Regions from separate parts of the Homo sapiens genome. Here region 2 is linked to region 1. A link is a contact called in ENCODE Hi-C or POLR2A ChIA-PET data. All regions are on one chromosome and are shown on one strand. The core of a region is the stretch at or near the end of the contact, and the rest is flanking DNA. Distances in the headings are between cores, read along the strand shown.

What was found. A loop is a pair of places that touch in the nucleus more often than their neighbours do. ChIA-PET counts read pairs that join two places held with the same protein, here RNA polymerase II (POLR2A). Pooled maps may share reads with other maps.
Region 2: a pooled map shows a loop between it and region 1 (2.1-fold over the local background). The contact joins two enhancer-like sites. A Hi-C loop is called at or near these places in 1 of 168 maps with a recorded cell type or tissue (heart left ventricle) and 1 of 50 pooled maps. POLR2A ChIA-PET finds 5 or more read pairs at or near these places in 1 of 52 experiments (A673).

What each region holds. Positions count from the first base shown.
Region 1 is chr9:13,782,789-13,788,305 of GRCh38, reverse strand. No RefSeq gene overlaps it. Among named protein-coding and RNA genes, the nearest start is that of LINC00583, 140 kb to the left of the region's middle. Within about 2 kb of position 2,010, at least 7 of the 41 ENCODE cell types and tissues checked have a DNase peak (open chromatin) inside an H3K27ac peak, as active enhancers do.
Region 2 is chr9:13,838,672-13,844,039 of GRCh38, reverse strand. All of the region lies in intron 7 of LOC101929507 (a long non-coding RNA gene), which reads left to right. Among named protein-coding and RNA genes, the nearest start is that of LINC00583, 87 kb to the left of the region's middle. Within about 2 kb of position 1,964, at least 2 of the 41 ENCODE cell types and tissues checked have a DNase peak (open chromatin) inside an H3K27ac peak, as active enhancers do.

The sequences.
Region 1 (5,517 bases), core at 761-3,260:
ATTTTTCCTCCCCTCTTCTCCTATTTGAAAATTGTCAGAGAGTGACAGACCACATAGGACAGTCTACCTGGTCCTGAAAGTGAAGCTTCCCACCATCTCTCAGCCTTCTTCATGACGAAGTCATATAGGGCCCTGGACTTTTGGCCTCTGTCTTCTGAGATTCTTGGAACCCTATGTGATTTCAAATTAAGGGGAGCTTTTTATGAAAATAAACTAGCATGAAGCCCTTGGGTCATTAGTTCTGCCTGGATTGAATATTGCAAAGAGCATAACTCTCCTTCTTTGAAAGGAAAATTCATGAAAAGAAAGTTTTGTAAAGTCTGGGTATTCATTAAAAGACATGTAAAAAGTCAAATAGACCCTCAATTTAAAATAAGCTGTGTAATTTAAGAAAATGTGCCCATAGCATACAGCTCCATGTATGGCTTGTCCTTACTCACTAACAGCTGTATAGGATTTGCCGTTTCTTCCATGTTTCATGTGATGATAGTGGATGCCGGCTCTTAGCTTCCAACACTGATTGCTATTCAGGGACTGGGATTCTGGATCTGCTCCAATCATGTGGAATCTATTTTGGACACATCATGTCACACTTGAACTCTAAAATATGCCTATCGGTGAAAGGTTCTGTTTATCTTTCTCTTTACTCAGACTCACACAGAAAATGGAGTTCAGTCCTCACACCAGCGGACTTTGTTTTATTCTAAAACCCTCTTTGAATCCTCAGCAGCAGTAGCAGAAACAATTTCTGAACTTCTTGATATGGTGGCTGCTTTTCCCTCAGCACTCCGGTCTCAGCCTTCTGCTTACGACTTGCCCTGCTCTTTCATTGTACTCACTTCCTTCTTTGCAAATCTCCCATATGGGCAATTAGGACTGCGATTTACACTGGTTTTCTTCTACTTTGCACGCAGCAAGCAGCTCAGTCCTTTCGTAGGACACACAGCTGTGACTGCCTCTCCAGGGGAGGGAATTTACCACTAAGCATGGCAGCCTGCAAGAGATGCCAGAGAGAACATCAGGGGCGACACTTCATAGTCAGAGAAGCGTGCATGGAGTATTGAGAAAGGAGAAAAAGCCAAGGAGAGGTCAGGCTTTGATTCACTGAGAGTAAGGAAAGAACCAAATGGAACAGGAGCAAACACAGGGTCAAGACAGACCTGTAAGGCCAAAGCCTTTTGGGCAGAGGGCAAAATTCTGCATCTCATCTAGAAAGATGGAAAAACAGGGGATTCTCTTTGTACCTTTGTCAAGTTCCAGACAACAGTGTGGTTTTCTTTCTAACTCTTTATTGCAATCAAAGTGAGCATTGGATCCTGGAATTACAGTTTCTGGTAAATTTATTTTACATTCAGAAGACTATTCAATAAAGCTTTTTGATATTGTCTTTCTTTTTCTTCTGAGTTCATTTTGTTTTTTTCTTTCCCTGATGAGTGAGCCAAGAATGTAGTTCAGACTTTCTGGCTGCTCCAATTTTGATATTTGAGTCTGATAAAGTTGTCTAGTGTAGACAGGATAGATTTTTTTTTTTCTTTTTAGGGAAGGAAGGGAGGAAAAGGAGAGAAGAGGATTTTCTCAAAGCTCTTGAAAAATGAGTAATTTTAGGAGGAAGGCATTGCTTAGCCGTGGAAAGCCTCTGAGTCCTCAAACTTGGATGTCTTTGAAAGAAGACCCCCATATGCAATGTGGCATGATTGACAAGAAATTTGTTTGAAATGACTGAGAGGCCCTCATTAGGCTGGGACTCCTCACCATCTGGGTTTGAGTTTTGATAATGGGGTCAGGCTCTCTTTTGGTCTGTGCGTTGAATAGCTGAGTGTAATTTGTTAGTGATTGTGGCTAAAACACAAACATTTTTTAGTCACATTCATAGGAATTTGAAACTAACCGCAGTCTTGGGGCACAACAGTGAGAAAACACTTTCCAGCTGCACTACTGTGCTTGGCGACCCAGTTGAGAAGCTCTCACAAAGCAGCCAGTCTCACTTCGGGCTGGACGGGCGCCATTGGAAACAGAAGTGCAACTTTATCACTTGACTTCAAGAAGAGGTTTCCCAGCAACAATATGGAGACAAGATACAAGACAGATCCCATGGAGGAAGCTGCCCTTTCCCAGTGGGGAGCTTGCATGTAGGATAGGTAAGGAAGGGCGCTAAGAGGCAAAACAGGGGCCAGCCCAATATCTTCTTATAGACAAATTTCAGTTGATTTCTGCCTGAATAACAAATGTGAACTGGAGAGGCTTCACATTTACCCATGAGAAAGAGATTAAGCCCAAGTAATCACCCCACAAACCAGCACCTACAAAAACCATTGCTTACCACGACAGTAATCACTCTCAGAACATTCCCCTAAAGGCTTACTGTAGCATGTGCAGAGAAGAGCACCAAACTACTTTTTGTTGTTATTTAAGAATCCCAACAGCCTCTTCAAAATCAGAGGTGTATTTTGAACTTCTGGCTTCGATTTTCATCCTTTAGTTGAGGAAGGGGTGGAGGCTTCAGGTAGGCAATTTGAAGGCATAGCATTCAGATCAGCTCACTAGAGAATCTGGGTGCTCCAAGCCCCAGGTGGTCTCAATGGAAGCAAAGCTCCAGGAATAAGTCAATGAAAAATGTTTTATTAATCATACATTTTTTAAAAGGTTATAAGGGCTAGTAGACTATGTGTGAGGACTAAATCATAGTCCTGGATAGGACTCATACCTTTTTAAACCTCATCAAACTCAGCAGATCTTTTATTTATTTTGAAAAATGTGACTACATGGATACCACCTTTCAGAGACCACAACTGCAACTCACCAATATCTGTAGCATATGGATTCATTCCTGCTTTTATATTTGTAAATATATAAGAAGCTGTGTGATTCAAAAAGTGACTTAGAAGGATTGAAGTCATAAATTTTTTTTCTTCAAGTAAAAGGACGTTTGAGAAATACTGGTCAAGAGTAAAATCAAAGAGATGGATGTAGAGACATTGGCTGGGTGTGGTGGCTCACACCTGTAATTCCAGCACTTTGGGCGGATCACATGAGGCTGGGAGTTCCAGACCAGCCTGGCCAACATGGCAAAACCCTGTCTCTCCTAAAAAAAAAAAAATTAGGGGGGCATGTTGACAGGCATCTGTAGTACCAGCTACTCGGGAGGCTGAGGCATGAGAATCGCTGGAAGCCGGGAGGCAGAGGTTTCAGTGAGCTGAGATTGTGCCATTGCACTCCAACCTGGATAATAGAGTGAGAATCTATCTCAAAAAAAAAAAAAAAAAAAAAAAAAAAGCAGGGGCGGGAGAGAGAGAGACTGACTTGATTGAGTTGATCTTCATTGGTATCAGATCTATAATTATTTTAATACTTTTAAAATTAATCTAGCTTATTAAAATGAAACTATTGAGAATATTTTTAAAGATTTAGCTTCGAAGATGTTCATTGTAATACTGTATATAACAGTGAACATTATGAAACATTTTGAAAGCCCCAAATTAATAGACAATTAATTATACTTAGGTATATACATGCAATAGAATACAATATACTACTCAAAAATTAATCAACAGATATACTATGTACACATCAAAAGAACATGGAAAATGCATTTTCTCTATTGATGTGTTGAAAAAACAAGCTACCAAATAGTAAATACCTGGGTTTGGAATTATATGTATTTTCTACTTTCTTCTTTTTGATGATCTTTGATCATCTATTTTCTCTTTTGATGCTCTTTAGATAATCAGTGTTATCTAATATCTCTATAATAATTATGTGTTGCTTCTGTAATATAAAAAAATACATACTGCTTTAAGTTAAAAATTAATGAACACCTTACTTTTATGCATTATTTTATTTTTAACTTATTCCAAAAGAATATGAGAAGGCTAAATAATTTTTTAACTTTTTTAAAAGATGAAAATGAGTTTATCGAGATAAAGGAATAATTAAAGGGAATAATAATATAACAAATGTATGCCATGTAATTTTGTAATTATTGAAAGTCTATATAGAACTTTCTCTGAATTTCCAAAAAAAAAAACTATACAAAAATGTCAAACAGATGTTACATTGTGCCCTGGAGGTATAACAACTAATCTGGAAAAGCACATTGCTCCAGGCATTGAAGCCTGAGGGAGTTCTCTTTTGTGAATCCTTATACAGAATGAAGGAATAAGAGACAGGCTCATAACCTTTCTAGTAAATTCTAGGCTGATGTTCATGGAACCATCCTATAGACAGGACTACCTGTTGAACAGCTCCAAAGGACACTATTCACATCTTTGTCCGTGTGAAGGGGCACAGTGGAATTGTACCCTGTTGCCATACTTGGTGGCCATAAAATAAAATTTTAGGCCATAAAATTAAATTTAGGAAACATAGTAATTCTAGAGGGGCCCAACTATTCAAACTCCACTGTGCTGGGTTAGAGCAGGGCTAAAATGATGAATCCTGTGTCTTTCAGGAAATGCTTCCTGAATATTATTTCTCATGACTTAACTTTGGGTACATGTTGAGGAGTTGGAGGGCTAGAAAGAACTGTTTATACTTCACCAGTCAACCCAACAGGAGCTGGGCCTAAAGAGCGATTCCTAGGCTCAGTATGCCCTGCTGAATGTTGAAGAGTAAAAGACTCAATACAGGCACACCTCAAAGATATTGTAGGTTTGGTTCCAGATCACCACAATAAAGCCAATATTGCAATAACATGAGTCACACAATTTTTTTGTTTTCCGCAGGCACATAAAAGTTATGCTTACACTATACTATAGTCAATTAAATGTGCAATAGTGTTATACCCAAAAACAAAGTGCATGCCTTATTTTTTTTTTTAATTTTTTTGAGACCATATCAGCTCATTGCAACCTCCACCTCCCAGGTTCAAGTAATTCTTGTGCCTCAGCCTCCCAAGTAGCTGGGATTCCAGGCATGCACCACCATGCTCAGCTAATTTTCGTGTTTTTAGTAGAGACGAGGTTTTACCATGTTGGCCAGGCTGGCCTAGAACTCCTAATCTCAAGTGATCCACCTGCCTTAGCCTCCCAAAGTGCTGGGACTACACATGCCTTATTTTTAAAATATTTTATCAGTAAAAATGTGAACGATCATCTGAGCCTTCAGTGAGTGACAATCTTTGCTGGTGGAGGGTCTTGCCTTGATGTTGATGGCTGCTGACTGATCAGGGTGGTGGTTATTTAAAGTTGGGGTGGCTGTGGCAATTTTGAAAATAAGACAACAATGAAGTTTGCCTCATTGAGTGACTCTTCTTTTCACAAAAGATTTCTCTGTAGCGTGTGATGCTGTTTAATAGTGTTTTACTTATGGTAGAATTTCTTCCAAAACTGAAATTAATCCTCTCAAACCCTGCCCCTGCTCTATCAACTAAGTTTATATGATATTCTAAATCCTGTGTTTCATTTCAACAATGTTCACAGTATCTTCACCAGAAGCAGTTTCCATTTTAATAAACCACTTTCTTTGCTCATCTGTAAGAAGCAACTCCTTATTTGTTCAAGTTTGATCATGAGTTGTAGT
Region 2 (5,368 bases), core at 715-3,214, 56 kb before region 1:
TAAAATAAGATATTAGTGGGCAGAAGAAAATATGTCATTCACTGGGCACTTACTAAGTGCCAGACATTGCTCTAGGGCTTCAAGGTCCAATGCAGTAGCCACTAGATACATGTGGATATTAGGCACTTAAAAGGGGGCTAGTGTGGCTGAGGAACTGACTTTTAAATTTTGTTTAATCTTGATTATTTTAAATTTAAAACACTGATACTTGGTTCAGTTTTTGGAAAACTTTAAGTACTTTTGGAACAACCTGGGTATGTGAATCTGTTTTTTCAACTGAAAATCTTAAGAAATCTAAATATAGATCAAGCATTTCCTATGAAAATTTAGTGTCCAAATTAAGGTGTATTGTAAGTGTGAAATACACACTGGCTTTTGAAGACTTCATAGAAAAAAAATGAATGTAAAATATTTCATTAACATAAGCTTTTCTACTGATTGGGTTTTGATATGATAATATTTTGAATATATTGGATTAAAGAAAATATGTTGTTATAATTAATTTTCCCAGTTTCTTTTTGCCTTTTTAAAATGTGGCTACTAGAAAATGACATATGTGGCTTGCGTGATATTTCTATTGGACAGTTTCTTTCTAGGGGCTTTGACATATGCCATTTTACCAAATCATTAAAATAACCCAGTATGGTAGGCACTACTGTTCCCATTACTATAGGAAAGGCAATTGAGTGAGGCTCAGAAAAGTTATTTAAGTCTCTCAGGTGTTACATTTCTTATAGAGCAAAGCCAGGATTCAAAGCCAGGTTTGGATAGCCCCACTTCTTCTTTGTTTCTACTCTGTTGTGTTGTTCCTGGTTGCTTTCTTTTAGGAAAGCCATGAAGAGCTTGCAGTTCTGTCTTGATTCTTCGTAATAAATAAGACCTGATGAACCTATTTATGAACAGGAGGCAGTTTGAAACAAAAATTACCTTCTCTTCAAATGGTAACTGGAAGAATATTTGAATTCTTGCAAAACGAATGAACAAAACCCATTTACATGAACAGAGTTTTACAAATTAACACAAAAACATATTTGAAACATTAGAGAGCAATTTGCCTAGCCAATGGGCACTGATTATTTAGTTTAATATCTTGGGTTGGGTTTCTTTGTTTTGGTTTTTTTTTTTAGAGAATTTGAAATTGTGGGACCATTCCGAGATCTAACATCTCTGATGATGATGATGATGATGATTCTTCTTCTTCCTTTTTAAAAATAATACAAGTAAGGTTTCCTTTACAAAGATGGTGTTGATTCCACATTAGAAATTCTCAGTATTGCATTTGTTATATTAATAGCTTTCAATATATAATCATTACAAAGAATGCAGAGACATGCCCATTTTTTTGATGTGATTAATTAAAAAATAAGCTTCCTCTCCTTTCTACTTTGTCACTTTTTCCATGTAGCAGGAGTTAAGGAAGGACAAAGCTTTCCTCTATCACTTGCACAATTGGTGATGTTAAAATGGCATAGACTTGATTTGAGAGGGACTATACCCTAAATTGAAGGAAGGAAGCTAACTGTTCTCTGAAGATTCCCAAGCTCACTGACCCAGTGAGGGAAAAATGTGTTCACAGAGAGTGAGACAACTATGCAGCAAATCATCTCTTCCAGGGTGTTGGGAGCCAGCTACAAAACTTGAAAACAGACTCATCTGTTCTGCACCTGCCTGAGTACTGGCGTTTCCTGGACTAGTTAACTTGCCTTGATCATGGCAGGATTAGGCAGGCTCAGAACTTCAGTGACACTTCCCTTTGAGGAAATGTCATACGACCTATGACAAAAACCAAAAACAGGTGACTCTAGGGCAACAGGTCCTCCTCTGCCTGGAAGGTTTGCTTGTCAGCCTCCTGATGTCACCTCTCTTGGCTATATTCTCCATACCATCACCCAGGGTATAGGAGAGAAGGTGTTCTTGCCAAGACCACATGATTGGCATTCTCTGCCTTGGCCCTTTTATCTTTCCCCAGTGCTGGCCCTCCCTCACCCTGCCCTTGCACTCAGCAGAGCAGAAGTCTGCTTGAGAGCCTTGCTATTTTTACTTCTCTGTGAGGGGATCTCAGGTTACAAATTATATACCGATGAGGTAAGTTACAGGTATGTAGACTCCTGTTTCTAATTTAGCTTGGCACTGGTTTTGAACGTTAAACAGTCTCTCAGTCCAGCTCTCCCTGCTTCCACTCTCCTCCCATCTTTGGCATCACGTTCCATCCTGATTCTGAGGGTTGCTTTCCTTTCCTGCTGGATCTCCCAACGTTCGGGCTGCTTGCAGAGAGGAATCAGGGGAGTTTAGTTTTGCACAGGGTAAAGTTCTATGCTTATTCCCCAAAAACTTGGCAGTGGCAATGCTATTTAAACACACAGGCCCCCAATAGATGAATATTTGTAAGATATTTTAGAGGCTTTCAATCGCTTTCACACATATTGTCACAGTTAAGTCTTGCCTGAAAAGACTGGAATCACTGCAATTACCTGTAATTTGCAGATGAGAAAATTAGGGCTCAAAGAGGTTAATGATTTGACTAAGAGTCCATGGCCAAGATGAAGTTCAGAAGCGATGGATACATAAGGAACAAACTTCTGGTGGAAGGTCCTTTCCTCCAACCTCAGGAGTCTGGAAAAGTGGAATCCTTCCCTCCTTCTTCCTTTTCTTTCTTCCTTTTTTTCTTCTTCCCTCCCTCCTCCTTTCTCTCCCTCCTTCCTGCTCTCCCTCCTTCCCTGTCTTTCTCCCTCTTTCCTTGTTTCTGTCTTTTCCTTCTGTCTTTTTTCTTTATCTGGGTCTAGACTAATCTCTCAGGTTTTAGGTTAAAATGGCTCTTCCTGAAGCCACCCGTGTGACAAGCACACCCTGTGCTTTCTGCATTGTCTTATGAATTTGAAATTTAATATGAATTTAGTTGGAATAGACATGTTAGAGAAAAGGTGACATCAACATTAGATTAAAACACTAAACAGGGTTTTTTTTTTTTTTTGAGACGGAGTCTCGCTCTGTCGCCCAGGCTGGAGTGCAGTGGCGCGATCTCGGCTCACTGCAAGCTCCGCCTCCCGGGTTCACGCCATTCTCCTGCCTCAGCCTCCCAAGTAGCTGGGACTACAGGCGCCCGCTACCACGCCCGGCTAATTTTTTGTATTTTTAGTAGAGACGGGGTTTCACCGTGTTAGCCAGGATGGTGTCGATCTCCTGACCTCGTGATCCGCCCGCCTCGGCCTCCCAAAGTGTGGGATTACAGGCGTGAGCCACCGCGCCCGGCCTAAACAGGGGTTTTTAAGCATCAGAATGCAAATGCCTGCTTATTTCTGTTTCTTAAAAACTTAACATGTCCACAAACACAATTAGCATTTAAGCAATATTTTCATGTTAGCTTCAATAACACATTGTGGGACTTCAAAGTGCTTAAATGGCATTCTACCTATCATTAAGGTGTTTACAATAAATAGAAGAAATATTACAGATAATTTTGAAAATAAAGCAAAACTATTCCCAATCCGATTTTTGCTATTTTCTCAGCAACTCAGAAAAATTCCTAGGTAGGGAGAAATGGCTTTAATTTGCATATCTAATTTCAAATTGTGGCCATTGTATTTTCATTATCTATCTCTTTTGACATGTCTGTCAGTAACCTACTTGTTACGCATACAGACACGTACTCGTACACATGCACGCAGTGTGGCATCTCATTATTCTCGAAGCTCTCAAGGGCCTGTTTTATATTGTTAGACTGTAAGATTGTGAGCTGCTGAAAGGCAGGAACAATGCCTCTTCTTTCATTTCACTTACTCATTTCCTTATTTCTGCTAGGGTTGTGTTGTCTATGCTGCACAGCCGAAAGAGCAGGGGGTTTGGTTTATGCATGGGTCAGACAAGTTTCTTACTTTTTTTGTGTCTCCATTTCCTCATCTGTAAAATGGGGATAAAAGCATAAACCTAGGTGATAGGGTTGTTGGGAACACTAAATGAGAGAATTGTGGCATATAGTCACTGTTCAACAAAGACAGACATATACGTTTAATATTTTATATAAGCATACTTTTATATCCCCCCACATTAATTTACACTTGGTACTTACATAGGTAACTCCTGAACAGCCTCATTCCTCCTCATGCTGCCCCTAACACTCAAGCACTGACTAAATTTTTTTTCACATGAATGAAGCAATGACTTAATAACGGTGAAAGTGTTATACTGAAGCTTTCAATTGATGGCTTTCCCTTACACCACAGGTCTAGATAGTACTTGGGGGAAGGGAGTGTGTACTGTTTTTGAGAGAGGCTGAGGATTTGACAAAGGACCTCAGAGAGCACCAAAATAAAGATAACCCAAATGGAGAAACCAGGACTAAAAAGCTATTGAATTTCACATGATTATGTCAATGTTCTCTTTTCCTCTGAATCATTTGAAGCTTTGGAAGGAAATTTTAGACATAAATAACTTTAATTTGTACTCTTCTTATGCTCAATTATAGCATGGCATCATTTTTGATGAATACTTCATCCAGACTGATTCATTTATTTCTAGTAGAAAGAAGGAATGGGTGCGACTCTTGCTCATTCATTATTTTTTCCCTTATGAGGAAAACAAAATAGTCTCATAATTAGGGGATTTTATTGTTGATATTATGATTTATTACATTTCTCATATGTATGTTCTTAACTTTTTTGAGGTATAATTTAGGTACAATACATTGTCCCAGTTTGTGCATTTTGATGAAGTTGGCAGTTGTGTACAGTTGTGTAACCAATATCACAATCAGGTAATTTCCATTACTTCAAAAGGTTTTTTCTTGTCCACTTGCAGTTGATTACCTCCACAGATGATTACTATGCACAGGCAGCTACTGATCTGCCCTCTTATCACCTTTATGCTTGACTTATTTCACTTAGTATGATGCTATTACAATTCACGCATGTTGGTGCATGTACCTGCAGTTTGTTCCTTTTCATTGCTGAATATAGTCCTTAATATGGATATGTCACAATTTCTTTTTTGTACTAGTTGAATGATATTTGTGTTTCCAGTTTTGGCTTCTTAATAATGCTGCTACTATCATTCATATATACATAAGTTATTTTGACTCAAGTGACACAAAATATTTATCTTGGATAAATGTCTAAGATAAGTAAACATTTAACTTTTTATAAGATACTGCCAAAATGTTTTTACCAAAGTGATTGTATCACTGTGCAAATGAAACCAGCAAGTTATGAGATACTAGTTGTTCTACATCCTCACCAACACTTTGTATTGTCTGCCTTTTTAATATTTGTTTCCAGTGAGTGTGTAGTGATATCTCATTGCAATTTGAATTTATGTTTCTCTAATGCCTGGTGGTATCTTTTCACACATGTATTGGATGTTGATCCTCTTTCAT